Linked DNA regions of Mus musculus: regions 1 and 2 are each linked to region 3. Evidence: chromatin loops called from intact Hi-C (ENCODE). Cell type or tissue: heart. All regions are shown on one strand. Links, peaks and the distances in the headings refer to the core of each region. The heading gives the core; the rest is flanking DNA.

What was found. Peaks named below come from ENCODE experiments on the same cell type or tissue, not always from the same donor. Only the 100,000 strongest peaks of a DNase experiment are listed, where the experiment ranks them.
Region 1: a loop joins it to region 3, with 15 times the contacts of the local background. A loop is called at or near these places in 21 of 42 quality-filtered maps.
Region 2: a loop joins it to region 3, with 2.3 times the contacts of the local background. A loop is called at or near these places in 12 of 42 quality-filtered maps.

Annotation. Positions count from the first base shown.
Region 1 is chr9:118,092,650-118,103,419 of GRCm38, forward strand. The region is part of intron 2 of Cmc1 (COX assembly mitochondrial protein 1); the gene reads right to left. Among named protein-coding and RNA genes, the nearest start is that of Gm51660, 24 kb to the left of the region's middle. In heart, for the core only: a CTCF peak has its summit at 6,937; no DNase peak of the experiment used is centred there.
Region 2 is chr9:118,162,595-118,173,364 of GRCm38, forward strand. It overlaps Gm17399 (predicted gene, 17399), which reads left to right. Exons shown (of 2, transcript NR_155294.1): 2 at 7,111-7,788. Among named protein-coding and RNA genes, the nearest start is that of Gm17399, 18 kb to the left of the region's middle. In heart, for the core only: a CTCF peak has its summit at 6,198 (motif pointing left); no DNase peak of the experiment used is centred there.
Region 3 is chr9:118,483,517-118,494,286 of GRCm38, forward strand. Gm33460 (a long non-coding RNA gene) reads right to left here and starts at 6,263. Exons shown (of 5, transcript XR_871343.1): 1 at 6,085-6,263; 2 at 5,568-5,762; 3 at 5,258-5,421; 4 at 3,654-3,825; 5 at 2,728-3,383. Eomes (eomesodermin) reads left to right here. Exons shown (of 6, transcript NM_010136.3): 6 at 758-2,616. The coding sequence ends at 1,496. In heart, for the core only: a CTCF peak has its summit at 6,345 (motif pointing left); a DNase peak (open chromatin) is centred at 6,205; H3K4me3 peaks cover 1,302 bases; H3K27ac peaks cover 241 bases.

The DNA.
Region 1 (10,770 bases), core at 5,455-7,954, 390 kb before region 3:
GTGTTATACAGTCTGTCCCATGGGCTGGAGGACTGACCTAGTGTTATACAGTCTGTCCCATGGGCTGGAGGACTGACCTAGTGTTATACAGTCTGTCCCATGGGCTGGAGGACTGACCTAGTGTTATACAGTCTGTCCCATGGGCTGGAGGACTGACCTAGTGTTATACAGTCTGTCCCATGGGCTGGAGGACTGACCTAGTGTTATACAGTCTGTCCCATGGGCTGGAGGACTGACCTAGTGTTATACAGACTGTCCCATGGGCTGGAGGACTGACCTAGTGTTATACAGTCTGTCCCATGGGCTGGAGGACTGACCTAGTGCTACAGTCTGTCCCATGGGCTGGAGGACTGACCTAGTGTTATACAGTCTGTCCCAAGAAGCTCTACTTTACACAAGTCAATGAACACAAATGCATTTTCTAAAGAGAAGATGGGACTGGAAACTGCTTAGTGACAGAACATGTACCTAGCAACATGAGGTCACAGTTGACACTTCCCAGCGCTGCAAAGCAGAGGCAGGTGGCAGCTGATAGATGTCTGACAGATAGAATAGAGGGCAGATGAAAATTCTAACTCAAAGAGGTAAGGCTAAAGTGATTTATTCTGTTTCTAAAAGTAACTGCAGTGCTCTTAACAAACGTGGGTCTCCTGGAACCCTGTTGTATGTTGCCTTTAACTTGTGTACATTTCCATTCATTTCTTCTTGCAATTTAAATTTTTCCTTGTACTTATGAACTTAAAAGCACATTAAGTCCTAATTTACAGTACTCAGTGTCTACACAGTCCTTCTGTTACACTTTTAACCTGTCTCTGTTTTTAAAAACTCCTTCAGGAACCAGCCTATCTGCTGACACAGCATACTTCCTGTGACTTCCAGCCCCTAGAGATTTGTTTGGTAGGTAAGCAGCACACCTACTTTATGAACAGGACGGTGCTCGTGGCTATGCTGCCCTTACATGTTACTCTCAGTCTTTCCGTCTTCAGTGTAGGGGATAAAACTGAGCCTGGGAAACATTCCTGGCATATTCCCAATAGATTTAACAGATTCTGACTCTAAATCGTGCCAGTCTGAGTACTACCATTGCTTTAAACATCTACATTTCTCTACAAGTGTCTACTTCCAGTACAAAACAAATTTAAAAATCTGGTTCAAATACGGAGTGCCAAAACTATTGTAAACACTAAATATTTTCTGCTATTGAGTATATCAGAAAGAATGTTTTGTATGATCTTAGGAGTCAAAATACACATAAGACATCTAATCCAACTTTTAGCCCAGAAAAATATAAGCACAATTATATGTGCAAAGAATACAAGAAATTCAGGTTTATGATGGGAACATCAACCGATAGGTACCATATACTCTGCCAGGAGTGTCTGTAGATAGACTGTGTAGAAGATAAAGTTATTGGAGCTATAAATGAGGGACTCATGAGCAGAACCCTGTGACAGAGCACGGGGCCTCAGAAGACAGAATGTGGCCATGAGGTGAGCCCACTCGGCAGTTCCCTAGGGTCACTCTGCACCAGCTTATAAAGCCATGGTTTCACGGTCCTATAAAAAGGAAAAGCTTTCAGAGCTGGAGAGATGGCTCAGCAGTTAAAGAGCACTGACTGCTCTTTCAGAAGTTCTATTCTGCTCTTTCAAAGTTCTGAGTTCAATTCCCAGCAACCACAAGGTGGCTCACAACCATCTGTAATGGGATCCGATGCCCTCTTCTGGTGTGTCTGAAGACAGCTACAGTGTACTCACATGCATAAAATAAATAAATAAATCTAGGAAGAAAGAAAGAAAGAAAGAAAGAAAGAAAGAAAGAAAGAAAGAAAGAAAGAAAGAAAGAAAGAAAGAGGGAGGGAGGGAGGGAGGGAGGGAGGGAGGGAGGGAGGGAGGGAGGAGAAGAGAAGAGAAGAGAAGAGAAGAGAAGAGAAGAGAAGAGAAGAGAAGAGAAGAGAAGAGAAGAGAAGAGAAGAGAAGAGAAGAGAAGAGAAGAGAAGAGATCTCCTACACCACTGTAGGCAGTGGTTTCACTGTAAATTCTTAACCATCGCACAACCTTCAAATGTCTTGCAAATTCAGCTTGTCATGTTTTCAGACTTCACGGCTCTGGCAGCCATGCGGCACTCCTGAATACCCAGCAATAAGGTTTCTGGAGTCATCCCTTGTTCACAACACTGTACACAGACAGTCTCCGTACCTAACCTAGCAGCTAGACTCCTAAAATCTCAAATAGGTGCCCCACAGCCCATCTGCCACAAAGGCACCAGGACACTGTTCCATGTTCTTCCTCTTACTTGTAAATCCTTATTACAACATTCTCCAACTGTGCCTAGTACAAGAAGTGAGAGATAATAACGTGTTTGCCCTACACTGTTGACAGACAGGGACTCATTCTGTGTAACAGAAAGGACAAGCCACCCTGAACTATGGCACATAGCACTCACTATTCTGTAAGCTAATAAAGCAACTGCAGAGAAACGCACACGGCGGGGAAGAGCATGCTCTCTGTGACCACAGCACCACGATGATAAGACTGTATAAGGCTCTGAAGTTAGAGGTGCATTCGTTTACTTATTCAGTTGGTTGGTTGGTTACTAGGTTGGGCAGCATTTCTCAAGGCAGGGTTTCTCTGTGTAGCCCTGGATGTAATGAACTCACTCTGAAGAGCAGGCTGGCTTTGAACTCAGAGATTCTCCTGCCTCTGCCTCACAAGTACTGGGGTTAAAGGTTGTGCCACCAGCTCCTGACTAAGAAAGGGTACTTTCAAAAGACACATTAAAGGAATTTTGATTGCAAGCCTAGAACCTACCACCCAAAGCCATGTTTCTTTGAAGGCCGCCTAGCTCCAACCCTCTCAACCAACGCCCTCAACCACAGCAAGCCCACATTCATCATCTGTCCTCTCCTCACAGCTCTTCCTTTTAAATCATGTGAGGATAATGTTTCTTGAGAAACTTTTCATCGGCATTGTCCTCTCTCATAAAACAGACTGTCTACTCGCAGCTCTTTTGAAAGAAAAGCCTCTCTTCGGTGCCAAGCATCCCACCCACCGTGTGCCCAAATGTGCCCTGATCTCAATCGCACGGTGCTGAGACAAGCAGAAGAAAATGACCTACATGAAACCAAGAGATGCAAGCGTGAGCAGACTGTGGCCTCTTCCCTCAGAGTGACTGATTTGCGTCCTGGAGGACACCACTACGTGCACAACTGGCACAGAGAAGACCATGGTGAAGACTCCCTTGAGACTCAAAATAATCCTGGGGGGTATAAAGTGCACCTTCACAAGGACAGTGCAAATAACTAAAGTGTCACTCGATAAGCCTGACAACGACTCAGGGAATGATGAAACCTACGGCAGCTGGAGCAGCGACCTCAGCATCGGCCACATCCTGGGAAGGGACAGCCCATCGACATCCACTTCTAGAGACAGACCCCAGACGGACTTCGAGTCCACAGTGGACAAAGCAGGCCTTGCAAACCTCACGGGGCATGCACAGGAAGAGAGGAATCCTACTGCTGTGTGGCTTTAATGTGAGTTCAGGCTCAATCCTACACATGGTGCTGAGTGTCACTGAGCTGCATATCCCAGAAAGATCTAACTAGCCACAGAGTTCCAGGGGAGGCTAGAAGAGAAAGAAAATCTTCCAGATGGAGAAAAGACAGTCTGTGTGCTAACCGGACAGGTTAGGCAAAAGATTGTGAAGATAAATCTGAGTAAAAACTGCAAAATACTAAAAGCATAAAGTTTTCCTCAGTGTTTAATTAAAAAAACAAAAAAAAAAAAAACAAAAAATAAAAAACAAAAAGACCTTTTTCAACAATAAATATTGGCGGGCTGCCACATACTAAGTGGAGAGCCACATGTCACAAACCTCAAAGAGCAGTATCAGAGGCAGACTCTGGGCAGAGAAGACAGAATAGACCTCGGCCCCAATTCCACTTCCTAGGATATGTGCCTTTAAGAAATGCGTTAATATCCTCCTCATTCTCAGCAAAGCACTGAGGGCAGGGCAGGTACCAGGAAATCTCAAAACTCAACAGAAGGAAACAAATACAGGGAACGCACTGCATACAAGAGCTTTCCTACACACCTCCGGAAGACCTAGGCAGGCTCAGCAAAACCACCGGGGGTGTCATTTTTCAGGGCTCCACACTTCCTAGAGAGGATAAGCCAAACGTAACCTTCTGGGGAAAGAAAAGTCTTTCCTAAAGGCTATTAAAGAGAAACACTGTGCTGTCTCCTGCCCCTATGCCCTCTAGGCTTCCAGAAAGTACTCAGTACACCAGAGCCCTCACAACAGCCCACAGGGGAGGACAGACCAGAAAAGGTGGCAAATGTTAAAGAGCATCAGGCTAGCTGCTTCAGAAGCAGCAGGACCACTCTGCAAAGATGCCTTAGGAGAAGAGGAGCATCTCGGCTGTCACACTGGATAAGAATTTATTAGATGCATAAATTCGGGAAAACTATCCTTCAAGGAACAGATGAAAAAGATAAGAGAAGAGATTGAACGCCAAAATCAGTCCCTTGCAGTGCTAACAATGCAGCAGAAACACAAAAGGGAAGCGCAGCCAAGGGTAAAATTCAAGTGAGACATTTTATAAAAATGAGTCAAGACAACTTCTGTAAGCAGGGAAGAAAACAAAGCAGGGTATGGCTGGCAGCTGCGAAGGCAAACGGCCTCTGGGCAGCTCCCAGGGCCCTGTGCCTGTGTCCACCAAGGCAAGCGCCTCCCAGAGAGGAGAGAGGATGTGTGAACTCTCCTTACTGGCATCTAACCCAGGACTATGTCGCCACTTCCATGAGGATGCTAGGAAAGGCTGTGTCTGTCTCTTTGAAAATGTTCTCTCTCAGCCAACAGCTTTTGGTGGCATATACCGCTACATGGAATAAATCCTAAGTGGCCAGACCTGAGGAATGAATGTTGCCAGCAACCGTGGAGTAAACAGATCCTTCCCACCCAGGCTCGGAGTTCGCAGAGCAACCGCCATGAGAGCCTAGGGACACACTTCTGCTCAAGGTCAGCGATAGCAAGCACTCTACAACTGTTTTGTAGGATAAAACTGTTTCATTTCCAATTTTGTGCCATAAAACTATGACAAGAATTCAGTTGACAATCTTAGGAGTGTGGTTAGCTCAGAGAGGTTTTTAAAACAGTGATAATGGAAAATAAGCAAGATGGATCAAAAATACTACATTGACGGTGGGGCGGGCAATACGTTTATGGTTTCAAAAAATAATGTCAGTGCTAGCCAGTCAATCGGTACTGTTCAAAATTAAAATACACAATTAAAACAGACATATTCACCACGCTTACCAATGGGTTTCATAATATTTTCATGATTGAGGCCAGTACTATTCCTTAAGTAAACACAAAAACATTAAAATATTCTTTAATGATGCGTAGAGCACTCCAAGTTTTGTATTTTAAAAACTTAAATGTACAGTTAACTATGCTATAGACTATATCTGTTTAAACTGAAAACCAAAAAAGTAAGGCCACCTCAAAGAATCTAAAAATTAGAAGTGGCTTAAATATTTCAGTGAATAAAGGGCACTTGTCAACAATTTAAAAGAAAATAGAGAGATTAAAAACAGCATGGTCTGAAACAGACTCCTAAGCCAATGTTCTCTGTGAAAGCCCTTACTCAAGCAGTCCATATTATGTGTGACCATAGCTTGCTATAGCTTATAACCTATAATCACAGTCAGGACTTCTAGACAGAATCTTATCACATCCATAGAAGGATGTGAGCATGCACACTTAAAACTTGGAAACTGTAAAGCTGGGATAAAAAACAAAAACCTCTGTTGGGGATTGAATGTAGGCTATTCCTTTAAAAGTTGGAACACACACTCTAGTAATCAGAAAGACATAGCCTTATAGATTTAGCATGTAAGAATATTCATTGCAACTCTTTTAACACAAAGCTACTTTTCCCGGCAGTCAGCTAAAGTTTAATTTTTCCTCTTAGTCATGATTAAATGTTTAGATTCCTTGTTTCAATATTCTAAGATTTATTCAGGACACGGCATCTGTGGTTCAAGATTTCTTTTTACTACTAATTATAAAACTTAAAATTATTTTCAATTAGATCCTTGAAAAGATCTACAATTTTCCAAGAAAGCTCTTAATGCCTTATGTTCAACTCACGGTGGTAGAAGGAAAGGGGCAGGGGATGCAGACGGCACCAGCCCTGCCCATCCTGCAGGACGGCCTCTATTTTTACCACGGGTTGGAGAGAAAGTAAATGTATTTTTATATTGCAATACTATATACTACTTATTAAGATACTTGATATCACAGCTCATAATTGGTAACAGTAGAAACCCACTGTACAGCTTTCTAGGCTCCTTGCGGGGATTAGAAATCTAAATACATACAAATTAACGCAAAAAATTTTTTCCAAATGTTAATAAGCACATGAATTTTCACATCCAATATAGACATGTGCTTAAATATTCGAAACATTAACATATCTGCATACAAACTCAGTATGTGCTGCTCACACAGCCAAAGTTTAGCTAATACTTTCAATAATGGAAAAACAAATTGCTTCCCTTTCCAAACTCTGCAGCTGTAGACAGAGCCCACAGGGGAGAGAAGAAACGCCCGTGAGAATAGCTGAAACCAACCGGCACATTCCTGATGACACCCCGGCCCCAGTCTTACAACCCTTACTCCTCGGACTCTTACAGGATATGGACAGTACATTAAATACACTAGATGATAGGTTGGTCATCAAATAATTCTTGAAAATTCTGGTTTGCTTAGGAATGCTGACATTTAATTAAAATATTACTAAGCATTAGGTGTGATTTCACTTGTAATAATTACTGTAAACTAGGTTTCAGTGTTAACCAGTCACAGTCCACAGATGACAGTGCTCCTCTGTGCAGCACATCTCTCTCCTCCTCTTTTTTAACACGGGCTATGTTAAAGCTGAACCCCTAGAGGGCAATGAAGCTCCACTTTTTACTTCATAACATACTTGGTTTCTCACCAGTTTATAGATACCATGACCTACTTCCTTACATCCTGGACCGTGTCCTTTAGAACAAAAAGGAAATGGAAAGAAAAAATGGGTATGCCCTATACATTAGTGAAGATATATACAAGGAACACATTCTTTAACGGAGAACTGACGAATGAGGAACTTGGCACAGAAGCCTATTCCTGAGAACGCATCACAAAGGGATATTTGAGTATTAACACTCAGTGTGAATCGGGTGCCAGATAAGAAAGATAGACTTAACAAGTCTATTTAATATAAATGCTTTGCATAACTTTACATCCATTAAATAACATGTTAAAATTTATAGGGAAAAGGGTGAGGAATCCAATTCCAATCGCAATTAACCCTACCTGAGCTACCCAAACATAATGCAGACTAGAGTTCTTCCTTCAAAGTCTCCTTCAAAGAATCGAGAAGTCTGCTGACTATGCGCCAGTGAGGGAGCAATGCTGGCACTCTGAATACTGATGGGCGGAGGAAGCTGTTTTATCATCATGGAAGTGTAGTACAGAGCGCTTTGTCGTGTAGGTTGGTGGTCTTTCTGGGTGGTAGTGTTTCAACATGAAGTTAGCAAAGGTTATTTTAGAATCTACCTAATTTAGATATACTCTTTTTTTTTTTTTTTTTTGGTTTTTCCAGACAGGGTTTCTCTGTAGCCCTGGCTGTCCTGGAACTCACTCTGTAGACCAGGCTGGCCTCAAACTCAGAAATCTGCCTGCCTCTGCCTCCCGAGTGCTGGGATTAAAGGCGTGCATCCGGCTTAGATATACTCTTAAAAACTGGGCATATACAAGATATACTCTTAAAAACTGGGCATATACAAGATATACTCTTAGATATACTCAAAAACTGGGCATATACAAGGTTAAAATGTGTGTATCAATAGAGCAAGACAACAGAATGAGCCAGGAACAGGCTGTGAGAACACGGTAAGCGAGTCTCCATGCATTGCTGTCTTCTGCAGTGCTGGGGATTGGAGTCAGGTCCTTACACATTTAGGTAACTCTATTCCTCACCCAGTTTTCAAAGACAGGGCCTCCAAGTATAGGCTGGCCTTGAACTCAGGATTCTCCTGCCTCAGTCTCTCAGGTGCTGGTATTACAGATCTGCACCACAATGCCTTGTAAGCTATATGTATTAAGGCCCAAAAGAAAATCTTAAATCACCAACTTGTATATATGTAATAGAACAAATTTAGCACTCAAACCATGAGCAGTTTCCAGAGGGAGGGGAGGGGAGGGGAGGGGAGGGGAGGGGAGGGGATGATGACCTTTTGTTCTTTCCCTGCAGGAAAACTCCTTTTTGCCAGGGATAGAACCATCTATTATCTTGCAAAAGAACACAAAAGGCTGGTTCACTGCCCTTCCTCTAAGCCACAATAATTGCTTTCACTAGATTTATAAATTATATCTTGCATCCAGGTGTAGTCTGCAAACATAGGAAACTAAAATAATTAGAATTCAACCTCTGGTCAGGTATAATGTCAGATGCCTTTATTCCTAGCACACAGTACACAGATGGACGTCTTCTGGGAGTTCGAGGCCAGCCTGGTTTACGAAGCAAGTCCAGGACAGCAAGGGCTCTGTTACACACAGAAACCCTGTGTGTGTGTGTGGGGGGGGGGGGGGGGGGGCGGTGGGGGAGAGAGACGGAGAGAAGAAAAGGAAATCAACCACCAAAGATAAAGCCTGGTAAATCATAGAACCATAGAACAAGCTGACAGAAGCCAGGGAGGGAGGAATGGCTGAAGACCTTGGAGCTTAGACAACATCACATGAAACAGCCGAACCAGAGAAACTCTTCTTAATAAACACAGGGTGAGGTTCACAATGTCAAAAGGAACTTAACCCAGTGTGTGGGATGACCTGGAAATCCTGTAGGAAGATGTGGAATACTTTAACCAAGTCACATCAGATTTCCTAAGCCTTTGCTAGTACAGATAGTTGAATTGTGGAAAGGCATCAAATAACAGAGGTTCAGAGTTTGGTGGTGGTGGTTGTTGTTGTTGTTGTTTGGCACAACTGTCATTAAAACTGAACTTGGTTATGGTGAAGCCTCTAAGGGATGAAAAAGTTCAATCAAACATGACCATTCATTTGATACATTGTTGCTGTAGTTGGCTACTCTAATCTCCCCATGGTGACCCAGGGCACACCCATGTTCCCAATGCTCTGGATTCTCCAATGAAAGGCACACACACACACACACACACACATGTTGGGCCCTATATGGCCTTATTTTGGGCCTTGAGGACAAACCCAAGCCTGGTTTGATTTTTGAGACCTGTCATTTGTTTGAGAATGACTCAGCAGGGCCAATGGACCTGACCTGAATGACTGCCTCTGCCTAGCTACTGCTGATGTATCAATTTCTTATAGGCCCCTTGAGATCACCCCACAGGCTCATCTCACACTACTCCACAAGTCATCTCACCCCATACTTCTATCCCCACCTCCTTGCCCTGTCTATAAAAGCAAATTGCTGCCACATTATAAAGTTCCTGCTTCGACAAGACTCCTGGCCAGGGTGGCTCGTCTCAGGTCACCAACACTCACCATCCGGCTCATCCGGCTCAGTCCCGGAGAGGCCCGGTGGGTCCGGGCTTCTCTCCTCGAAGCTACCACACACAGACACACACACACAATGTGGCTCAATGGCTGGGCCACTCACAAACTTCCACACTGCTAATGCCTCCCCGCCACTACTCCTGAATTATTATTTACTAAACTCTATATTCCATCTCTGCTACCCTAGACCCAATCAGTGGGGTTCCCTGGGGCCGTCTTCCTGAGCGCTTGCTTGGTTGTATGCTTTCCCTTCTGCAGCTCTCAAGCCTGGTCCTTCTGCTTCCCAGGCATGGCAGTACTAAATCCTTCTTCTTCCCTCAGTTCCCCTGCTGGGGAAATCTAAAATCCCACCTCTGTCTCCCTGCCCAGCCATAGGCAGCTGGCAACTTTATTTACCAATTAGAACCAACTTGGGGCAGGGACCCCGTGGGATTCTCTTGTTTTTAGGAATCCAATTAACATAATACAAGCAATAAATCAAAATCGACAATACATGGTTGTTAAAATGCAGACTTAAACATTAATTGGAAGGGCAGCATGACAATATGGAATTTTATATACATAGAAATCAGCTGTCAATAACTTCAGATAACAGTGTAATCCCACCCTCCCCTTTCCCCATGGGGGACAAGTTCCAAGACACCTGTGGATGCCCACAACTCTAGCTAGAATGGAAACCTATGAGACAGTAAGTTTCCCTCTATCGTGCCCTGAGTGCTGTATAAGTGCCAATGTTAATGTGCCTTCCAAATGCAAAGCCTGCTGCCTTCTTGTAACACCACTCCTACATTTTGCGGACATTACTAAAAGGGACACTTGAGTACAGCACTGCACTGCACTGCTAGTCAGTACTTGAAAAGATTACTGAGTCACTAATGAGTGGGTAGTTCCTATCTGTTTAACATTACTGAATTGTAGCTATGTTAGTAACTTAAACCTCACAAAGTGATATCATGAATAATGAACTATTGACTATATGCTAATGTTATTTAGTGACTTAGTTAGGGTTTTACTGCTGTGAACAGACACCATGACCAAGGCAAGTCTCATAAGGACAACATTTAATTGGGGCTGGCTCACAGGTTCAGAGGATGCATGGCAGCATCCAGGCAGGCATGATGTGGTTGGAATTGAGTTCTACAACTCTTTCCAAAGGCAGACAGAAGACTCACTTCCAGACAGCTAGGGCA
Region 2 (10,770 bases), core at 4,695-7,194, 320 kb before region 3:
TGCAGAGCAGGATAATGAAACATTCATAAAGCCAGGTTTCAGAGCATGCAGGGGGGGGGGAGTTCAAACATCCTTGAAATACACTACTGGAGGTCAAAGGTGTATGTGCCAGTAACAGACGTCCATTTCCCTTTAAGAAACAAATATTAGTAAATATTTTTCTTCTAGAGGCTTCTGTTTTTTTTCTGCTGCTTGATTCTTTTTTTTTCTTGTTTTTTTTTTGTTGTTGTTGTTGTTTATTTGTTTGTTTGTTGAGGCAGGGTCTCAGCCCGGGATGCCCTCCAACTTACTACATAGCTGAGATGCCTTGAAACTCCTGATGCTCTTGCCCCTGCCTTTGGGCATATGCTGCTGTGCGCAGCCCTCCTTGAGGCCTGTGAGGAACTCTCTGTGGAAATGGCCTGAAGCCTCAGAGGCTGGACCTGCTTTCCTCCAATGACATCATCGCTTTTCCCCCCAATCATTTATTTAAGAGGAAAACACACAGCTAATTTTTTTTTTAATTACAAAATCATGAAGATAGTGGCCTATCTCCCATTTTGGAGTTTTGCACATCAGATAATCTACAGGGAACTTGCCACGCTAGACAGTGTGTTGAATTTCCTATTTGGATCAGTTTGTATTTAAAACGGGACTAATGAAGTCCAGAGGGAAAGCTAACTGGCTATTCACTCAAATGTGATTCTCTTTTCTAGGCTTCTCCTTGCCTGTGGTCTTGAACTGTACCCCCTCTCTCCCTTCTTAACCTCTTGAGTGTAAAATGCATAATTAGAAAGGAGTCTAAAATCACCTTCATTCTCTTTGGAGGAGTTGTGTAATTAAAAAGTTGAGAATCTGCTCAGATGTTTGAGGAGCACGGATTATACTGAACAATCCACCCTTAAAAATTAAATAGAATGTTATAATCATAAATAGCTCTGCCTTGCAGTCATCTCTGTAATTCTATCTAACATTCATATTGTCGTTTGATTAGTTAATCATCCATTTTCAAAGGTGTGAATGTGTCTTCACACTTCTGCTAAGACAGTGTTAACTATGAAACTATAGATAGCAATAGAGATTAATTATCCATTGCACAAGTCCCCACACCTTGTGCTTACCAGATAGAGGAAGAGACTGCACATCCTAACTCAGGTGTGATTTCAAAAAACGGGGGAAAATGCTTGGTCAAATGAGTTCAAGGAGTGCTTCAGATCGACGTGCCTTTAAATGTTAACTGCTTTACACGTTTAATTCTATTTCATAAAACAATGGAGTAGGTCTGTGCAAGTCTTCAGCTGTGTGTCACTGAATGGAAGGAGACGGTCTGTGGACGTGCCAGTCTTTGTTGGAATTAGAAAACAGAACAGAAACTTGATCAGATTTTAACAATTTCTCTAGCTTCAGTAGAGCAAAGCCAGAAATTGGGAGCTCACCCTCTGAAATATTAATTAAATAAGTAAGCATATGTCTAAAAGTCAGGTAACTCAAAATAACAATCACAGTCATTGGAGAGCTGGCAATCATTATAGCTATAATAAGCTCTCTCCAATTGGCTTTTGATTTCCCCAATGATGAACTCTGTTAATTTAGAATCTGGCTCACTGAGTCTCAGGGGACCTGACTTTTCTGTCTCAATGAATTAGTGTTGATGTGTGGGGTAGCATGCCAGAAGAGAAGAATTGAGGGCAGAGCGTGGTAATGCATGCCTGCCTGCAGTCCCAGCACTTGGAAGGTACAAGAGGATCAGGAGTTCAAGACCAGCCTTGGATACATAGCATGTTGGAGGCCAGCCTGGAATATGTGAGCTCCTGTCTCAAAGGAAGAAAGGGGGGAATGGATGAAGATGAGGACTTTAACCACCTTCATTCAGATAAGCTCAGCTATGTTATCCATCATGAAAGTATGAATTTCTAGGCCATCTTTAGCTTTGGTCCTACACTAACACTGTGGGATTGATCCCTGAGATGCTACCAGTATTATTTTAAGCCAAATACTACCTGAACTAAAATGTCCTCAAACCATGTCTCCTTCGTGTCAGTGTTTTCTCCCCACTGAAGCTACTCGGGTACAATTATTCTCCTGCTGTGATGTCACATGGACTTGAGAACTCTGAGCAGATCTTCCCTGTATTCTGTTGTAAACACATAGCCCCAAATTGCTGCTTTTCTCTTGGTTTGGGTGTGATACTGGGTGCTTCAATGCTAAGCAACTAGGTTTTATAGAAGCAGGAAAATGAAATAAGACCAAAGAGTGGTCGGGTACATGAAACGTTATCTAAAAACAACACCAAAGAATCCAGTGGTTGGAAGAAGGAAGCTAACATTCGAATATTTTGAACTACTCTGTGAGGAGCACCTATATGACATCATTGCAGATGGCCAGTCAACATATTTAATTACTCTTCCCTAGTCTGAGTTTGTAACTCCATGCTCATGAGTTGGATGGCCATCATCTATTAGAAGGACCCCATAGGTCAAAATGCCCATGACCTTAGGACATGTTAGCTTTCAGGCATATCATGAGCTCATCAGACACCTGAGAAGGCTTAGGCCAGCAGTATCACTGATATGTCCAGAGCCTCAAATAAGGAAAGTTGGCTTTGTTGAAATACGATCAAGGCCAATGCAGAGGCTCATGTCTATTAGAGATTCCAGAAAAGGCAGTCTTCATCTTCACTGGGCATGCCTCTGGAAAGAGGGAAGTACCACACCCCCATGCACTTACTCCGACCCCCTACTTGTCCAGCAAGACGCCTACAAAGGAGCGAGCACTAAAGAGTGGAAGAGGCGTGGGTGTGGGGGCTGGGATGTCTGTCCTGAAACGGACCTTGAGGTTCAGAGGACCAGCCCCAGAAGTAGAGCAGCATCACTGAGCCCCAAAGGACAAACTTTGAATTGTGCCCAGTGCAGTCAGTGTCTTCAGGCCCTCTAATATGGGACAAAACGAAAATATGTTTAAGTTGCCCTAAATCATAGTTTGTTCCAAAACCTGATTCTCTGGAGTATTGGAGATGACTTTTCTTCTGTTTCCGTGGTTCTGGGAGTGGAACTCAAGACCTTAGGAAGGACAGGCAAGTTTCTTCCACTGAGCCCACTTCTAGCCCTAAAGCTTATCATAGGCTGGCAGGCAACTCAGAAATCCTCTTGCCTCCTCATCTTCAGAGCATTTATTGCTGCCCGTGTCACTGTAGCTAGCTTTACTCTTTGTAGTAGTGTGAGCCAGAGAACACCTTGTAGATGGCATAAATCTCCATTGCATCCCTGTGTTTGGACCATTCTCCAGAATAATACTGACACCTGCTAGAATTGTGTGAAGACTTAAAAGTGAAAATCAGGGTGGTCCTGAAGTGAACTCACATGCATCAATGTCCTTCCAGATCACTGTTCACCACCTACAAATACAATTTACCTACACAGTCATCTGTCAAGCTACAGTCTTTCAGACACTGATGAACCGCCATGTGTGGCAATTCTCAGAATGTACTACCTCATGAGGCCAAACCCATTTCTCAGAGCAGATCCCTTTGTTAAATGACACTTGGCTGTGTCTGAGGGCCAATGACAAAATCAAATCAGCTCAGTTAGTAGATCTCAGTTCTCTCTGTTTTGTTGTTATTGTGTGCTACAAATAACCCCAGCTCTCAGAGACAGGCAGAGGAGCTCTGTGAGTTTGAGGCCAGCCTAATCTCCAGAGCTAGTTCTAGGACAGCCAAGCCGAGGTTACACAGAGAAATCCTGTCTTGAAAAAAAAAAAAGCAAAACAAAATCTTCCTATATGAATAATGACAAGCATCATCACATATTCATGTTTATATGTGTGTGGGTTTAACATATTATTGTACTTTAACTAAGTGCTGTATTTCGTCATCTGAATTTAATCACCACATCAAAGTAAAATAAAACCATCAATTTAATCATATCTAAATATTATTTTCACCACTTAAAAGATGAAGAAAGTGAATTTCAGAAATCTCCAGTAAGTTACTTGTATCAGCTAAAAAGTGGGGCTGAAAGCCGGGCGTGGTGGCGCACGCCTTTAATCCCAGCACTCGGGAGGCAGAGGCAGGCGGATTTCTGAGTTCAAGGCCAGCCTGGTCTACAAAGTGAGTTCCAGGACAGCCAGGGCTATACAGAGAAACCCTGTCTTGAAAAACCAAAAAAAAAAAAAAAAAAAAAAAGTGGGGCTGAGAGACAGTGTGGTTGTGTGTGCCTGTGATGACAACACTCGAGGAGTAGGCATAGTAAGGTCGGATGTTCAAGATCACCCTCAGCCACATACAGAATGAGTTAGAAGTCAGCCTGGGGTACATGAGACCCTGTCTCATCAAAAACTAAAGTAAATGTGGAGCATTCTCACTTGTGATTGGATGGGGGAACACAGCGACACTGTGCCTTATGTAGTGTGCCACCTTGTACCATGAATGATAACAAAGCCTCTGAGGACTGTGCCCTAGGAAGCCACGCCTTCTTGTTCCTTCCCTGCAGCCCATTCATAGCAAATAGAACACAGAAGAATGGTGCTCACTAAGTCTTCAAGACTAGGCTAGCTTAGTAACTGCTGCTTGCTTTACTAGAACACTCTTTGGAGTCTTGGTGCACTGGCTCCGTCAGAGGTCCTGTGAATACTGTCTGAAGGTATTGTTTTGGTGGGTTTTTTTTTGTTTTGTTTTGTTTTTTTGAGATGAGGTCTCATGTACCCCAGGCTAGTCTCAAACTCACATTGCAGCCAAGGATAGCTTTAAACTCCTGATCCTTACACCTCTATCTCCTGAGTTGCAAATACATGCTACCATATGTCCAGTTTATATGGTATTGTTTTTGTGCAAGCTTTTCAAGGACTCTGCCAACAAAGCTACATGTCTTGTCCCTTGATAGAGTTTTTGTGCAGATAGGGTATATAGAAAGAGGTTTCTCCTTAACAACAACAATAAAACATGCACACTTGACTTTGGCATTGGGAGCCTTAAGGAAATAAGTGAAAGTACAACATTTGATCTTCCTGTTTATTAAGCACACGACAAAGACAGAGACAGAGAATTATATAGATAATGAGATACCGAAACAGACACTAGAAAGAAAAAGTTTTATCTTCAAGCCTATGAAGTCAAGATTTTCTATTTCCTCTAAATTTGACTCACAACCTCACAGTTGCTTTCTCTTTCAACTTTTTCTTGAAGTTAAGAAGTCATGGTTAGAAGAAGCCACCAGCTGGCACTGTCTACACTTTGTGTGTGCACCTCTACAGCCAAGTCTCCGAGTGCTTTAAGTCGCCGTTGCTTCTGTTCCCTAGGTTACCACAGACAGCCGCGCTGCCAAACTATGCCACAAATGACAAAGGTGCCCTTTTCATCCTCCTCAAACAGAACCCTCCTCAGCATTGTGCTGACCCTTATCACCACTGTCAATGGCCTCTTGGGTCTGTTGTGCTCTTGTTTAGAATTCCCTTAAGGCTCCCAGTGCCAGCATCAAGTGTGCATGGCTGCATTGGTTCCCTGAAGCTGCTGTGGTGTCCTCAGAGTGATTATAGTGTCAAAAATGGGCAAGCTTCCCTAAGGGAGGTTCCAGGTGTTGCTAGGCAAAGAGCTACCGGGCCGACAGTTCCCTGCTGAAGGCTTCCAGTCCTTCAAGAAGGGTCTTCACCGTTGGAATCATTCACAGAAAGTGTTTAAAGGGATTCTCACAACAAAGCTGCCTTATACTGATTTGTGGTAAACCCCAGTGAACAAAGGCCACACACACTTTTCTTTTTGAGATGCGTCTTTCAGAATCTGAGCCTGCTATGGGATAGCAATTGAAAAGTTCCCAAAGCCTTTCTGCTCAACATTTTAGAGAACCCAACAAAGGATTGACGAGAACATGAGGGAGGAGTTTGCCCTAACACTCCAGCAGCTGCAGATAACCAGTACACGGTGATCGAGACATGTCCCAGTCACTATAGACAGCATGTCCTGTGGCCTTGGAAAGCAGCCCTCTCAGGCTTTGCTAAACTGTAAGTGACCTGCAACTGTGATGTGCAAGCCATAGGGGGGACACTTCCTCTGGTGGAACAGAGAAGTCTTGTGATTGGTGCAGATCTCAGTCCTTCATCTGTTGAAGCAGGGCTGTGCCATGACTGATACCAACACCTTCTAGTTCCTCCTTTCTGGCTGTGTAAGGAGGCTGTTGTCACCTTTACAGTAAGCTACACGCATGACGCTCTGGTGTACTGCCCTCTAGTGTTGTAACATTAGACCCGCGGACAAGCTTCTCTGGACTGATCTTCCTCACTCTAGAAGAGGAGTTGGACCATGAAGAAGATGGGACAGAAATGTCAGTAGAGTGGTCACAGTGGTATAAGCCAGAGCTTCACTTGTGGCGCCCTTCAGATCAGAACAGCGTAGATCGTTCCACGTCTTTGTACATTAGCTAAGAGCGAACTGCATTTTTGCGACTGTGATTCCCAGTACAAATCACACGACGTAATGGGGTTTACAAGCTTTGTCCTCATGCATCAGGCATCTGCTCCTGATGTCTCACGTTTGACTCTCCTCCACACTGGAATCTATTGCTTTTCCTTGTCCCCTTCATCATCCTTCCATGTCAGCATTTCCCAAACCAAGCTTCAAATCACAGACTTAACAATTCATAAGCAATCAGAGCCATGCTTTACATACAAGCACCTGCTGGTACTGTGCAAACTGTATAGCAACGTCACTCTCACAACTAGAAGATGTTACCTTGCCTTATAGATTAAATTATATTCCATTTAAAAATAGGCAACTTAAGCTTCTTTCTTCCTTTTTTCTTCTTCTGCCCAAGACAAGTTCACTGCACCTCGCATGTTCCAAATTTAAACCTAACACCTAGATAAAAAAAAAAAAAACTGACAAACAGGAAATGACTAAAGGGAGCGGCTCTTCCTATCACGTTTGGGACCATCAAAGCAGACCCTTTTCATCGACATGGGTTTTGATTGGGGTAAGAAAGGGCCAGACAGGCACAGCGTCAATCACATTTATCTTGATCTAGTCATACTAGAATCAACTGGGTCAATACAGTCTCCTCTAGTTCTCGCTTTACAATTTGGTGGGTGGAATTCTTGACTGAGATTTGGTTTAGATCATTTCCCTCTTGTGTCTTTTGCCTGCAGACTTAGAAAGCCAGCAGTAACTAATGATGAAGTGCAATGTCTTCCTGTAAGACCTTCTGCCTGAACTTCATTGAAGAATAATGGCATCTTCCTCTTCCTTCATCCCTTAACACAGGAGCCCATCGAGTGTCCACATGCACAGAGGAGTCACTTGTCCGCTGACAGCCATGGCTTTGCAGTAAACGCCAAGGCATAGATGCTTCCATCCCGTAAGCAAGAGCGAGACCTGGAAATAGCCAGAGACCTAGGTGTGAAGTACAGGCTGTTCTGTTGGTAACAGAAAGGCATCTCTGCATCTCCTTCTTAATTAATGTCCCTTCTTGTTATAGAAATAAATCTTATGCTTGTGTGAAACTCATACTGTAGAGGAGTCCTCCTGCCCTTACTCTGGCTTTAACTCCTTCCCACACAAAGTAACCTACTTCATTTGCAGTCCAGGAGAGATCCTTCAGTTTTGCTGCATTTCTCAATTAAGTACAGTATGCATCAGGCAGCAGATTTTCTGTACCAATGAAGTTACACTTTGCACATTGTTCTAGAAAACACATCACACAATGAGATGGTTATCTCATTTGTCACTTGTCTGTGTCTTTAAACAATTTAAAGTAAAACGCTTGTGGTTCATCTTTACCTCTTACAAATAATCGAAAATAAAATGCTACACATGGTGTCAAAAGCCCTTTGACCTGCTTGGAATTTCACTCCTCATCCTCAAAAATCTCTTGGGAGCATGCATGGGCAGTGAGATAGCCCAGTGTGTGGTTGTGTGTGGGCAGTGAGATAGCCCAGTGTGGTGGTGTGTGGGCAGTGAGATAGCCCAGTGTGTGGTGGTGTGTGGGCAGTGAGATAGCCCAGTGTGTGGTGGTGTGTGGGCAGTGAGATAGCCTAGTGTGTGGTGGTGTGTGGGCAGTGAGATAGCCCAGTGTGTGGTGGTGTGTGGGCAGTGAAATAGCCCAGTGTGTGGTGGTGTGTGGGCAGTGAGATAGCCCAGTGTGTGGTAGAGCTTGCCTAGAAACATGATGGTCTGAATTTGACTCCATGTGGTATAAAGTGAGAACCAACTCCCACAACCTGTCTATGACCTCAACATGTATCATGGTAGAGTAAATGCGAGCACACATACACATATGTGTACATAATCAATCAATAAAACAATCAATAAATGTTAAAAAGTTAAGAAGTCTTTGGGTCACCATTGTTAGCTACTTTGTAAATAAATATACTAATACTTTATATTTCCTTGTCACTATGTTACAAATCATAACAAGTCATGACTTTAAACTGGGTCTCACTGGATATCATATTCTACCATGTTTTTTAAACCAAAAGTTCATTACATAGACCAGTATGTTTAGTTAATTTATAAACTTATATCTATTCTTTAGATGAAATTTTAGTACATTTTATTTAGTTTTTTCTTTATTAATGTTTACATTGTCTATTTTCATAATTATAAGTAATGGTTGATACAAACACTTGTGTAACATAGTTCCTTGTAATAATAATTTTACAAAACATTAGTCATGCTAACATTTAAGTATGTGCATATAAATGTTTATGAATTTAACTAGTAAACCAGGCTGTGTAGGTTTTACTGCTGTGAAGAGACACCATGACCAAGGCAAGGCAACTCTTATGAAAGAAAACATTTAACTGGGGCTGGCTTACAGTTCAGAGGTTCATTCCATTATCATCATGGCAGGAAGCATGGCAGAATCCAGGCAGACATGGTGCTGCAGAAGGAGCCGAGAGTTCTACATCTTAGTCTGAAGGCAGCCAGAAAGAAACTATCATCTGCAATGGGCAGAACCTAAACATAAGGGACCACAAAGCCCACATACACAGTGACAGACATCCTTCAACAAGGCCACACCTCCTAATAGTGCCATACCCTATGACCAAGCATTCAAGCTCATGAGTCTATGGGAGCCATATTTTTTCAAACTGCCACACCACTCTCAAAGTCAACGTAAATGGATGGAACTTTTTGACTATATTTGACAAACCATAATTCTTTATCTTGTATAGCAGCAGTGTAAGTTAGTGAGAAGCAGAGTCTCTGCATATAAGTGCCATTATATGCAGATGCATATAATTTGGGTTGTTTGTTTTGTTTTTTGAGACACAGTCTCACCAAGAGTCTTGACTGGCCTCAGACACAGAGATCTGCTTGCCTCTGTCACCAGGCCCAGACTATTTACACCTTTTCTGGCTTATATATACTTTTTTGTTTTAATAAATACCACTGAAAATTACCTTGAGCATGTACAGACTGATGAGCAGCCCATGTTATATGGACTTTACTAAAATGTTTTTTAAGTACCATATCTTCTATGCACAGCATATACAGTTATATAGGCAACACTTTTAGTGTATTGATAGAAATCCCCATGTTGTGCTATAAACTTCATAAAGTTTATGTAGACAGGAAAGCAAGATGTAGTATTGGTCTTTCTTTGCCACAAATGATAGAGGTGTGCAACAGATGTAAACTTTATAATGCATGCCTCGAAGCAGGAATTGCTTCAGAATACTCGGTGTGTATCTTATTAGGGTTTCTATTGCCGTGACAAAACACAATGAATAAAAGCAACATGGGAAGGGAAGGATTTTAGTTCAGTTACAGTTCCATATAAGAGAAGGAAGTCAGGACACAAACTCAAGCAGGGCAGGAACCTGGTGGCAAGAGTGTCCCCACCCACAATGGTTAAGGCTCCTCCAGATGAATGGCCACTCTAGAAAATGCCCTAAAGTCTTGTCTTCAGCCAGCTCATCTGGGGACATTTTCTCAGTTGAGGCTCTAGTGACTCTCGCTTGAGTCAATGTGACATAAAAGCAGCCAACACAACAGGTAAGAGAAGGATTTACTCTCTGCTCTTGGTGGCAGCTTTAATTTTGGGAGAAGGCAAGATTACATTGGATCTTTATAAGCTCTGGTAACATTTAAAGTGTGTCTCAATTTTATGGAAGATTAAAAATGGCCACAAGTTATTTAATGCCACTCCCACTGAATCTGGGCTAGCCTGTGAGTGCATGGACATAAAGACAGTGGTAGAAATGACATGTCAGTCTTAGATCTAGCCCGTCAGAAGGCTGGCAGCTTTAACCTTGTTCTCCAGCAACACCTGAGTCTCCAAGTGGCAGCCTGATAATCATGCTGGGAAATGACAAAGAAGACACAGTGAGCACACCCCTCTGGCTGTCACAGCCAAGGCCCCAGGCATGTACAGAATACACGTGTCTTGAGTATTTCAGATCAACTTCGAGACTAAGTGAACACCACCTAGCAACCCTGCCCAAAGCCTGACCCAGAAAATAGTGAAATGCACCGAACTTGTTTACGCTTTAAACCAGCAAATTCTGGAATAATTTCCCATGCAGTGCTAGGTAATGGGAACAAAAACTAACATCTGAAGATGGTTTAAAAAGAGAAAAATTGGCAGTTTCAGTTTAGGGGTTCTCAAGATGAGAGCATTTGCCTTATTATTCTGTGCAGTGTGAACCCTTCGGTGACTACAGCACTGCACCCTCTCACATGTACCTTTGCTGTGTCAGCATACTATTTTCAGAGTGAAAAATAAATCCTCATGTAAATCATCCCAAAATAAACCATGCCCGAGATAACTCAGCTGCTCTCCTCCCTCCCACCCAGCATCTCCC
Region 3 (10,770 bases), core at 5,295-7,794:
TTAATTATGTACATTTGTGTCTCTGTGTGGGTATGTGCATGTGGGTGCCAGTAGGCCAAAGGTTTCAGGTCCCTTAGAGCAGGAGTGACAGGTGGCTGTCAGTCAGCTGATGTGTGTGCTTCCAACCAAACTCTAGTCTTCCTCAAAAGCAGTTCTTGACCTTCCAGCTCCTGATCCAACTTTTAAAAAAGCATCACTAGCAGATTTTTTCCCCCTCCTTACGTGTCACAAGAGAAAAAAACCCCGAAAGGATACTGTTTTTCACAACATTTGACTCTCACGGCCCTGCATTCCGTCCGCCCCGTTGATTAGGGAGGGTTGTTCTAGTCCCTCGTGTTCGAAGACTGCTACAGTAGATTTTCCATATTTATTTATTTTGAGACAGGGTCTCATGTGATCAAACTCAAACCGGCTCTGTAGCTCCAATGACCTTTCACCTCTGACCTCCAGCTTCCACCTCCCCAGTACCGGGATTACAGGCCTCGGCCACCTCTGATTTATGTTGAGCTTCAGAGAGACACCCAGGCCTGTCTGTGTCAATGCTGTTGAGGCTCGCCTTCGACCCCATGATATAGCCACAGATCCCAGTTTCCCATAGGAAATATCTGACCCCTGGAGGAAGTGTCCTCTTAAGGGGTGGGGAATCCACTCTGTTCTCACAGTCGGCAGCACAACTCTCTAGCTTCTGGGAGGCAGCTTGTTTGGGGACAACGTGAGGGTTGTTTTTTATTTTTAAGTGTCTCTCTTTATATTGTAGCATGTACACGGCTTCAGAAAATGACAGGTTAACTCCATCTCCCACGGATTCCCCTAGATCCCATCAGATTGTCCCTGGAGGTCGGTACGGCGTTCAAAACTTCTTCCCGGAGCCCTTTGTCAACACTTTGCCTCAAGCCCGATATTATAACGGTGAGAGAACCGTGCCACAGACCAACGGCCTCCTCTCACCCCAACAGAGCGAAGAGGTGGCCAACCCTCCCCAGCGGTGGCTTGTCACGCCTGTCCAGCAACCTGTGACCAACAAGCTAGACATCGGTTCTTATGAATCTGAATATACTTCCAGTACCTTGCTCCCATATGGTATTAAGTCCTTGCCCCTGCAGACATCCCATGCCCTGGGGTATTACCCTGACCCGACCTTCCCTGCTATGGCAGGGTGGGGAGGCCGTGGCGCTTATCAGAGGAAGATGGCAGCTGGACTACCATGGACATCCAGAATGAGCCCACCTGTCTTCCCAGAAGATCAGCTTGCCAAGGAAAAAGTTAAAGAAGAGATTAGTTCCTCCTGGATAGAGACTCCCCCCTCCATCAAGTCTCTAGACTCCAGCGACTCCGGGGTGTACAACAGCGCTTGCAAGAGAAAGCGCCTGTCTCCCAGCACCCCCAGCAATGGAAACTCGCCCCCCATAAAGTGTGAGGACATTAACACTGAAGAGTACAGTAAAGACACCTCCAAAGGCATGGGGGCTTATTATGCTTTTTACACAAGTCCCTAGAGCATTATTTTAACCTTTAACCTTTCCAGATGGACCTGGTGGTGTTTTGTTGTGTTCTTTGCCTAGGTTACCAAAAAGACTTTTGCCTTCCACCTTTGATGTATCCTGTTTTGTGCAATTCTCTGAGAGAAGGCGCCAAAGCTTTGCCACGGCCGCAGGTAACTAAACTGAAGCAGACCTAGCATTGGTTTTAAAGTGACTGGAGGACGCAGGAGTGTTTTTAAAACTGAAAAGGTCGTTCAAGGTGCTGGATTGATTCATTTATGGGAAACGAGAAATGTTCAGAAAAAGCAGGCTATGAAGAACGAGTGCCCGGTGCTATTAAATGAATTTCAAAGACAAGAAAACATGACAGAAAAAAACAAAACAAAACAAACTTTGGCTCTTATTTCTACTCATAAATCTTTAAGCAAACAGCAGCCCAGAGGGTTAAAATATTTTTGCTTCGGGAAGAGAAGGGTTGGACCTTGAGTTAACAGTGGGCTCTTCACAGATATCTTCTGCCAGGGCCTATAGAGGCTGAGCCTGAGAGTCAAGCGGGGAAAACAAACAAACAAACAAACTGATGTTTAAGTGGCTAGCTAGTACTCACTGCCTTCAATTCCTTGCAGAATTTTGGAATAAACCATTTGTTGTAGGGCTGGCTCTGTGTGGCTGGGATGACCTGTAGAAGGCAGGAGGATCAGAAAGAAAGGGAGAAGTTAAGTGTACAATTGTATGTTTAGACACCTTAGAATATTCTGGAATATATTGTACAAATTCAACTGCCTAGGTATCAGATAAAAATAATGTAAATTTGGTGCTTTGGCGTTGTAAAGAATTTGCAAAACCACAACTGCAGTTAAGAGGAGGGATTCATATCTTGGAGATATTCTGTCCACTTCGCTAAGTACTCAGCTGCCTCCGTACTTGCTTCTACACACTTAAGGAAAAACCCTGCTTAATCCTCTTTCCTTGGTCATCCCCACTTCCCCCTTCAGTAAATGTGAAAAAAAAAATTGCAGTATGATGTCACAGTTCCTATAGGCTTTTTAGAGATTCTGAATTTTTATGTACAGTCATAAGTCATTTTTAATAAATGTGGTTCAATAAGGGACCAGGTATAGCTCTGTCTTCTGTACTATGGATTTTATTTATTTAACTGTTTCTTTCTGCCCCCTTTCCAGAGTGAACAGTCTCTCTCTCTCTGTCTCTGTCTCTGTCTCTCTCTCTCTCTCAGTCTCTCTCTCTCTCTCTCTCTCTCTCTCTCTCTCTCTCTCTCACATACACACACACACACACACACACACACCCCTTCCCCCTCCACAGAAGGCTCTATAATCTTTTAACTAGCTACTGATATCGTTGAGTGGTGAGCAGGGAGTGCTTCTGTTTATTTCCCCAACCCCACAGATGAACAGGATCTACTTCCTCGCCCCACTAGGAAGTGTGGACAGTGGGTGTTGGCTGGGGTTGGGGAAGGAGTGTTTGCCCTGGAGATGCAAGATTGTGCTCTGCAGGCTTAATCCTAGCTTCCTATCCTCCCCCCTGGCCCTTAGTCATTTAGTTCTTTTCCTGGGTTTACTTTAGGCGACCAGTTCGTAGACCCACGTAAGCGCCATGGGAACCCCCGTGGCCATTCGAGAGTTCCGGGTCCCTTAAGCACCGCAGCGGCGAGATGTTAGCGCACCCTATTGCGCCCATTTACGGTTTTCCGTGGATGTCCTCGCTCGCCTTACCCTCAGCTAAATTTCATCCAGGACTCAGGATTTGGGCGCGGCAGCCACAAAGAAGTATTCCATTTGTCTGGTACACTGCAGTTCTGCAAACAGCATCTGGACAGCGGTGCATCACGGTTTTAGTTATTAATCCCGGACGGGGAAGGGCACCCCAGGCCCTCACTGAATCCTAGGTGTGCGGAAGACTAAGCAGTTAGGGGAAGAGGGCTCTCCCCGCCCCCTGCCAGACGTCCCGCCGGGCTATCTGCAGACGGCTTAAAGCCCAGCTTGCAAACCCTTGAAGCCCCTTCTCATCCTGGGGTAAAGGTCTAGCTGGGAGGGTCATTTTAACTGCGGAGCGCGGAAATGCAGCTGCTAAGAGGATTAGCTGTGGGGAGGCAAGCAATCAGGCGGGCCCTCCTCCCCTTCTGCGCCCAATTAAGGTTGCCAGAAGATATACCTGAGCTGTGGACAGTCTTTCCCGTCCTCCAAACTTCTGGGACCAGAGCACCGCCACGAACTTGGGGGGCCCACAAACTCCGCATTTCCAAGACTCTTTGGCAAAGCCGCCCCGACTTTTCCCAGAATGCCAGGTGTGTGTAGTCTCTAGAGATTTGCTTTTTAATGTGTTCCTGTGGGCAGGGGATTTGGGAGAAAGACGTATAGTTGGCCCAACCTAGTCAGTACCAACTTACTGCACCCACGTCCAACGGTTGGTGTATCTGGAGTGTCAAATGATGCTCTGCTGTTTCTGTCTTAAAAAAAAGAAAAGAAGAAAAAAAAAAAAAGAAAGAAAGAAAATGCTAATCGCACGCCGGGATAAAGAGGACTCTGGCCCTAGTCTATTTCAAGTCTTGTATATTTTTGCACCGTACAGTAAAAAGAATCCGGTACTTGTGAAAAGTCCCTCACAGTGTTTAATAGAAACGTAAATGGCTGAGTGGCCCCAATTAACACCTTGTGATAAGGCATTCCTAAGATGGAGTGTCAGACACCAAATTGTGAAGAGATGTATCTAATTAATCCTCCTAGGATGACACCGATAAACAAGCCTCCATTTAAATAAAGATCAAGGTCTGGGAACCCGGCCGGCTTGTTTACACTCCCCACCCGGGCCCTGCGCGCTTTTGCGCGGGCACAGGGCCGTTCGCCGGCGCGAGGCTGAAAGAGCGGCTGGGGGTGAGTGGAGGAGTCTGCCGGGTCGCCCAAGTTCGCTTGTCCTCAGCTCTTGCTATAAACAAAAACATTCACTTAAACAGACAAACTGAACCGGACGAGTAAAACTCGGCACAAACCCAAAAAGATTCGTGGTTGGAAATATGTATTCGTCGCTAAACAGTCTGGTTTTCTAGATAAAAAGGAAAGGTATAAAAAAGCGCGTCAGCAATCCCCGTATTCCTTGTTTTACTTTGGGGGAAACTCGGACCAGGACCTCCCTCCCTCGCTCGCTCCCTCCCTCATCCCGGCGCAGGTTACTTCTCGGTGGATGCAGGTTTTCTATGCCTCGGTGCAAAGGTCAAGAATTACTGGGTGGAGGGTTGTGCCCCTGAGCGTGGGCGGGAGGATACTTCCGATACCTGGAAGGAAAACCGGGGAAGGCGGGAAGAACCCCAAAAGAGTTTGGGGTCCAAAGGGAAAGCTGCTGGTCAGTTGACCTTCATCTTGACCGGTGTTCCGGCTGCGGTTGGAGCGGGCTCACCGCTGTAATTTATGACTCAACCTCAAGGGGTGCTGATGCTCCAAATTTCCTGTTAGTCTGACCCTGTTTCCCTCCTTTCTAACTAAGCTTTAAAGCCGGAATGAAGAAGGCGGGAGGCTCAAACCCGAGTAGAGGGTGGGTGTGGGGGGAAGACATGCAACAGAGGCAGAGGGAGGGAAGGAGGGAGAAAGGGAGGGAGGGAGGAGGAGACAGAGAGAGAGACAGACAGAGAGAGAAAAAGAGAGGCAGAGAGGGAGAGAGAAGAGAGAGAGAGAGAGAGAGAGAGAGAGAGAGAGAGAGAGAGAGAGAGATCCCTGCAGGTGTCTTGGAAATGCTGGCGAATGGAAAAGTCCCAGATACTCTACCCACATTCTGCCGCCGGTAGGGACACTAACTTCCTGGCTTTAAAGTCCTGGCTGTTTACACTTTCGGACGTTGCTTCCACATGCTTCCTGGGACGCGCCTCCGATTGTCCTCCACTCCGCTGTGTTCAGATTTCAAAAATCACGCTTTCACCCGGTGGAGATTTCTAAACAACCAGACGAATTTTAAAATCGCACTTGAAAAGAACAAACAAACAAAAAGCAAAAAAACAAAACAAAAAACAAACAAACAAAACCCTATTGTTGCTGCACCCGAAGGAACCCCTCCACACTCCCAGCCACACCCTCATACCTCAAGTTTGGAATTTCAGACAACAGCTTGAGACTGACTTGAGAGGACCCGTCCTGCTGTGGTCCATGAGGCTAACCGGATCCCTTCCCGCCTGCGCAGACACCAGGCGGGCTCGCTCCGGGCTTGCATCAGGGCCGCCTGGGCGAGCCCAAGGTGGGCTTCATTTCTTCAGCGCTCAAGCTAAGCGATCACAGTCTGAAAGTGTGAAGTGGCAGACACCTTCTTTTCACTTTGCTTTTTTCTTCCTTCCTTCCTTTCTTTTTTTTTTTTTTTTTTTTTTTTTTTTTTTTTTTGAGACAGGGCCTCGAGCAGCCCTGCTTGTCTTTTAACTCGGCTGGGGCTTGGGGCGGGGTGGGGGGTTTAACTGAGGATGACTCTGAACCCTTCATCTTCCTGCTTCTCATTTTTTGAGACAGGTTCTCACACTAGGCTGGTCTCAAAGTCAAGGTCATCCCCCTCCTCACTTCCGGTATGCTGAGATTACAAGGGTGAGCCACCTCGGGGGAACCTCACACACCTCTTTGGTCCTGTGCATGGAGCACACTCATGCAGCTCTCCAAGAGAAAAGTTGGGTCCCCAGAGTACTCAGTGCCAGATGAAGCTCTGCCGCCGATGCCCGCCAGGGTAGCTGTTTATTTTAGGCAGCACTCACACCCCTAACCCTTTCAAACACCCAAAACGTGCGTTTACAAAGCCGGGTCTCGGGGTGTGGATGACTTCCCAAAGCTCCCTGCCTGGGCCGCTCTGCTTCCAGCCGCGGGTGCTCTCCGCCATCTGGTGGCCACAGCGAGTAACTCTCCCAGCTAAAAAACAAACCGATTTCTTCCCACTAGACAGAGGGCAAACCCCGTGTAGGTATCTTTGTTCATCCCAGCTTACAGTAGCTTACATGCTTCTTAGAATAGGGAAGGAGCCCGTGATTTAGACCCTTACACCAGTTTTCTTGGCTGCAATGTCTGCCGCTCAGGTTTGTTTCCTCATGCAAGGGTGACACGGAAGGGTTTGTCTGTAGCTAGGCTGGCCTCAGACTATTCTTGGACTGCCTCTGCTGCCTGAGTGCTGGGGTTAAAGGCAGGCATCACCGTGCCTGGGTTAAATTCCTAGTTTGTTTTACAGCAATGATCGTTATTGCATGTTAACTGAACATACTAGGGGACTTCACTAGTTCATTTCCAAACATACACTTCAGTCATGCCATCCTCCCAACTACATTTTATCCCCATCTCTCACCCACATACTCCTTCCCAAAGATCCCTGTACCATCCGGGTCATTTTCTTTGCTCCTAGTCCTAGTTCCTGCATGTGAGAAGAAACTTGAAACATTGTCTTTCTGTATCTGGTTTATTTTTCTCCAGACGATGACCTCTAGTTCCAACCCTGTAAATGGCACGCTTCCTTCTCCATGCCTGAGTAATTCCATGTTGTGTAAACACACCATATTTTCTTTATTAGCTAATCTGTTGATGGACACCTAAGCTGACCCACGGCTTGGCTACTGTCAGTAGAGCAGCAATAGCTGCAGGTGTACGTGTGTCTCTATTTTATATATCTCTAGTTTGAAAAAGGATTATTTTTTGTTTCTAAGTGCATGCCCCCACATACCCATGTATACTGTGTGCATGCCTAGAAGATAGCATCAGATCCCTGGGAGCTGCAGTTACAGGTGTTTGTGAGCCATCTGATATGGACACTGGGAACAGAACTGGGTTCTATGCCAAGAGCTGCAAGCACACTTAACCACTAAAGAAACTATTGCAGCTCCCCAGCTGCCTTAGTCAGGGTTTCTATTCCTGCACAAACATCATGACCAAGAAGCAAGTTGGGGAGGAAAGGGTTTATTCGGCTTACACTTCCATACTGCTGTTCATCACCAAGGAAGTCAGGACTGGAACTCAAGCAGGTCAGAAAGCAGGAGCCGATGCAGAGGCCATGGAAGGATGTTCTTTCCTGGCTTGCCTCCCCTGGCTTGCTCAGCCTGCTCTCTTATAGAACCCAAGACTAGCAGCCCAGAGATGGTCCCACCCACAAGGGGCCTTTCCCCCTTGATCACTAATTGAGAAAATGCCTTAGAGTTGGATCTCATGGAGGCATTTCCTCAACTGAAGCTCCTTTCTCTGTGATAACCCCAGCTGTGTCAAGTTGACACAAAACTAGCCAGTACACCAGCCAATGTAACTTTTTATGAATGTAAGATCATGTACAGTTAGACACCTTCTGAGTCCCTCTGCTTCAGAACTACTGTTATGAACATCGTATAAAGGGAAGTTACAAAGAAGAATCCCATTCTGGTGTTTGAAAACCTTATCATCCCACCCCACACCCTTTAATGCAGGCATGTCCCACTGCAGGAGCTCCCCACCTGCCTGGGTTTCAGAATTGCTTTAAGAAGCGTTTTCATAATGGAGTGTATTTACAACTTAGGCGCAAAGCAGAGAGTGACTGACAAACTGCATGGTAATCGGAAATTTTATCATCCCAATGTTTTCCCTTGAAAGCAGTCTTCTCTCAGGCTCTGAATCTTTTGGATATCTGTGTTTGATGGGTGCTCCTGTAAGCTTTCTTACAATCGTGCATATTTGCATCTCATGACTAGAGAGAGAATATGGGGGAAATAAAACTGTAAGCCTGGTACTTCCGAGCTTTAGCAATCCCAACGGCTCTTACAGATTTGTTTCTAACACGGAATGAACACTGGCTCCAAATGAACAGTATAGAGAAAGTGCCTATGATGGTTGGCTTTCATTGTCAGTTTGGTACAGTCTAGAATCACCTGGGAAGAAAGTCTCAGTGAGGGACATTAGGTTGGCCTGTGGGCAAGTCTGTGGGTGAAGTGTCTTTATTAAGCTTACCGATAAGAGACAACCCAGCCCATTGTGGGCAGCATCATTCCCTAGCAGCCGCCTCCCCTCCATCCCCCACAAAACTGTATGGGAGTAGAGAAACAGAGCTGAGCACAAGCAAGCAAGTGAACACCCATACATTTAGTTCTCTCTACTCTTGACAGTATGTGATGTGACCAGGCCACTCAAGCTCCTGCCCCTGTGACTTTTCCACAAGTAATGAACTATAACCTGGAGTTGTAAGCTACAATAAACTCTTTCTCCTGTAGAGAGAAAGATTCTGAGATAGAGCCAAGAGGGAGATTTGTCCCAGAAAATGTGAGGAGCTAGACACATGGTACCTGACCACAGGTAACCAGACTTGTGGCAGAATGTAGGCTAAAATAAGTGGGATATTTTAAGTTAGGTCTAGCCATAGAAGAGCCTAGCCATATGGCCAAAGTATATGTAAGTATGTTTTGAGTCTGAGTCTTATTTCTGGGAGCATGGGACTGGGAGAAAGAACTGGATCTAACTTCTACATTCTCCCTTGAATTGCTTTATGACAGGGTATTTTATCAGATATGTAACTACTACGATAGGCTCAATTCCCAACACCCACATGGCAGCTCACAGCCATCTGTATCTCTAGTACCAGGGGATCCAACACCTTCTTTTGGCCTCCCCAGGCACTAGGCAAGCACATGGCATATGCAGGCAAAACATAGTATTAAAAAAAATAAAATCAAGCCAGGAGTGGTAGGGCACACCTTAATCCTAGCACTCAGGAGGCTGAAGTAGATGGATCTCTGTGAGTTGGAGGCTAGCTGGTCTACATATCAGTTCCAAGCTATCCAGAGCTACGTAAGTCAGGCTCTGAAGAGACAGAGAAAGACAGATACACAGAGACAGAGAGAAACAAAAAGGGAGACAGAGATAGAGAAAGACAGAGACAGACACACACAGAAAGATGGAGAGAGAGAGACAGAAAGACAGAGACCGACACACAGAGAAAAAAGAGAGACAAATACACACACAGAAGCAGAGAGAAAGACAGACAGAGAAAAGACAGACATATAGACAGACACATACGCACGCACGCGCGCACACACACACACATACACACACACACACAGAGAGAGAGAGAGAGAGAGAGGACTGACTCAAGGTCTAGTGAGATGATCTACTGGGTAAAGAAACCTGCCATTTAAACCTAGCAACCTGAGTTCTAAGTTTACAGCTATTTACTCAGGGTATCAGATACAGTATCCCAGCTTGCTGCCTTTTAAGATTTATGAGGAGAGACCTGACATTATTCTGATAAGCTCGTTTTGTCTCTATCCTCTTGAGTTTTGATATTCTTTACTTAATTTTGGCATTTTACTCCCCTTTCCTCCCTCTTGGAATGGTGATGTATATCCTGTGCCATTGAATGTTGGAAGTATGTGATCTGCTTTTTCATTTTGATTTTACAGGGGGTTGCTGTTAAGAGATTGCGTTGAGTCTCAGAAGAAACTTTGAACTTTGGACTTTTAAACAGTGTTGATACTATTGTATGGTCACAAGCCTGTGGGGGCCACGGAGTAGAGTGTAGTTGTTTGACTAAAAATGGCCCTCATAAACCCATAGAGAGTGGCACTACTAGGAGGTGTGGCTTTGTTAGAGAAGGTGTCCCCTTGTTGTCTCCTAGGAGTGACACATAGGAAGTGTGTCAGTGGAGGTAGACTTTGAGGTTTTAGATGCTCAAGCCAAGCCTAATGTCACTTTTTCCTTGCTACCTGCCAATCAAGGTGTAAAGCTCTTAGCTCTCTCTCTAGCACCATGTTTGCCTGCATACTGCCATGCTTCCCACCATGACAATCATGGGCTTAAACCTCTGTACTGTAAGCCAGCCCCAATTAAATGCCTTCCTTTATAAGAGTGGCCATGGTCACAGTGTCTCTTCACAGCAGTAGAACCCTGACTAAGACCCCTGGCCTGGAACTCACAGAGGTCTGCCACCTCTGCCTAAGTGCTGGGACTGGAGGCACATACCACCACCCGAGTCAAACTGGTTCAGTTGACCATGTGCTGTTTATTTGAACTTCTAAGTGCTTCTACGTGTATGCCCGCGTCTTTCCCTCAATTTGGCAAATGCTTCTTGTAATCTCACTGAACAGTTTCTGACTTTCCATCCCACTCATCCTGAGATTTGACATCTTGATATGTGTCAGAATTATTTAAAACTGTGGTCAACCATTGATTTTTTTAAAAATTGTTATCCAAATGAAGTATTTCCTAACCTTAGTTATTCTGGTCTTTCAGGCTTTGTGGGGGATGTTTTTATTCTATGTGTGTGCTGCCTGTGTGTATGTACGCCATGTGTATGCAGTACCTATAGAGGC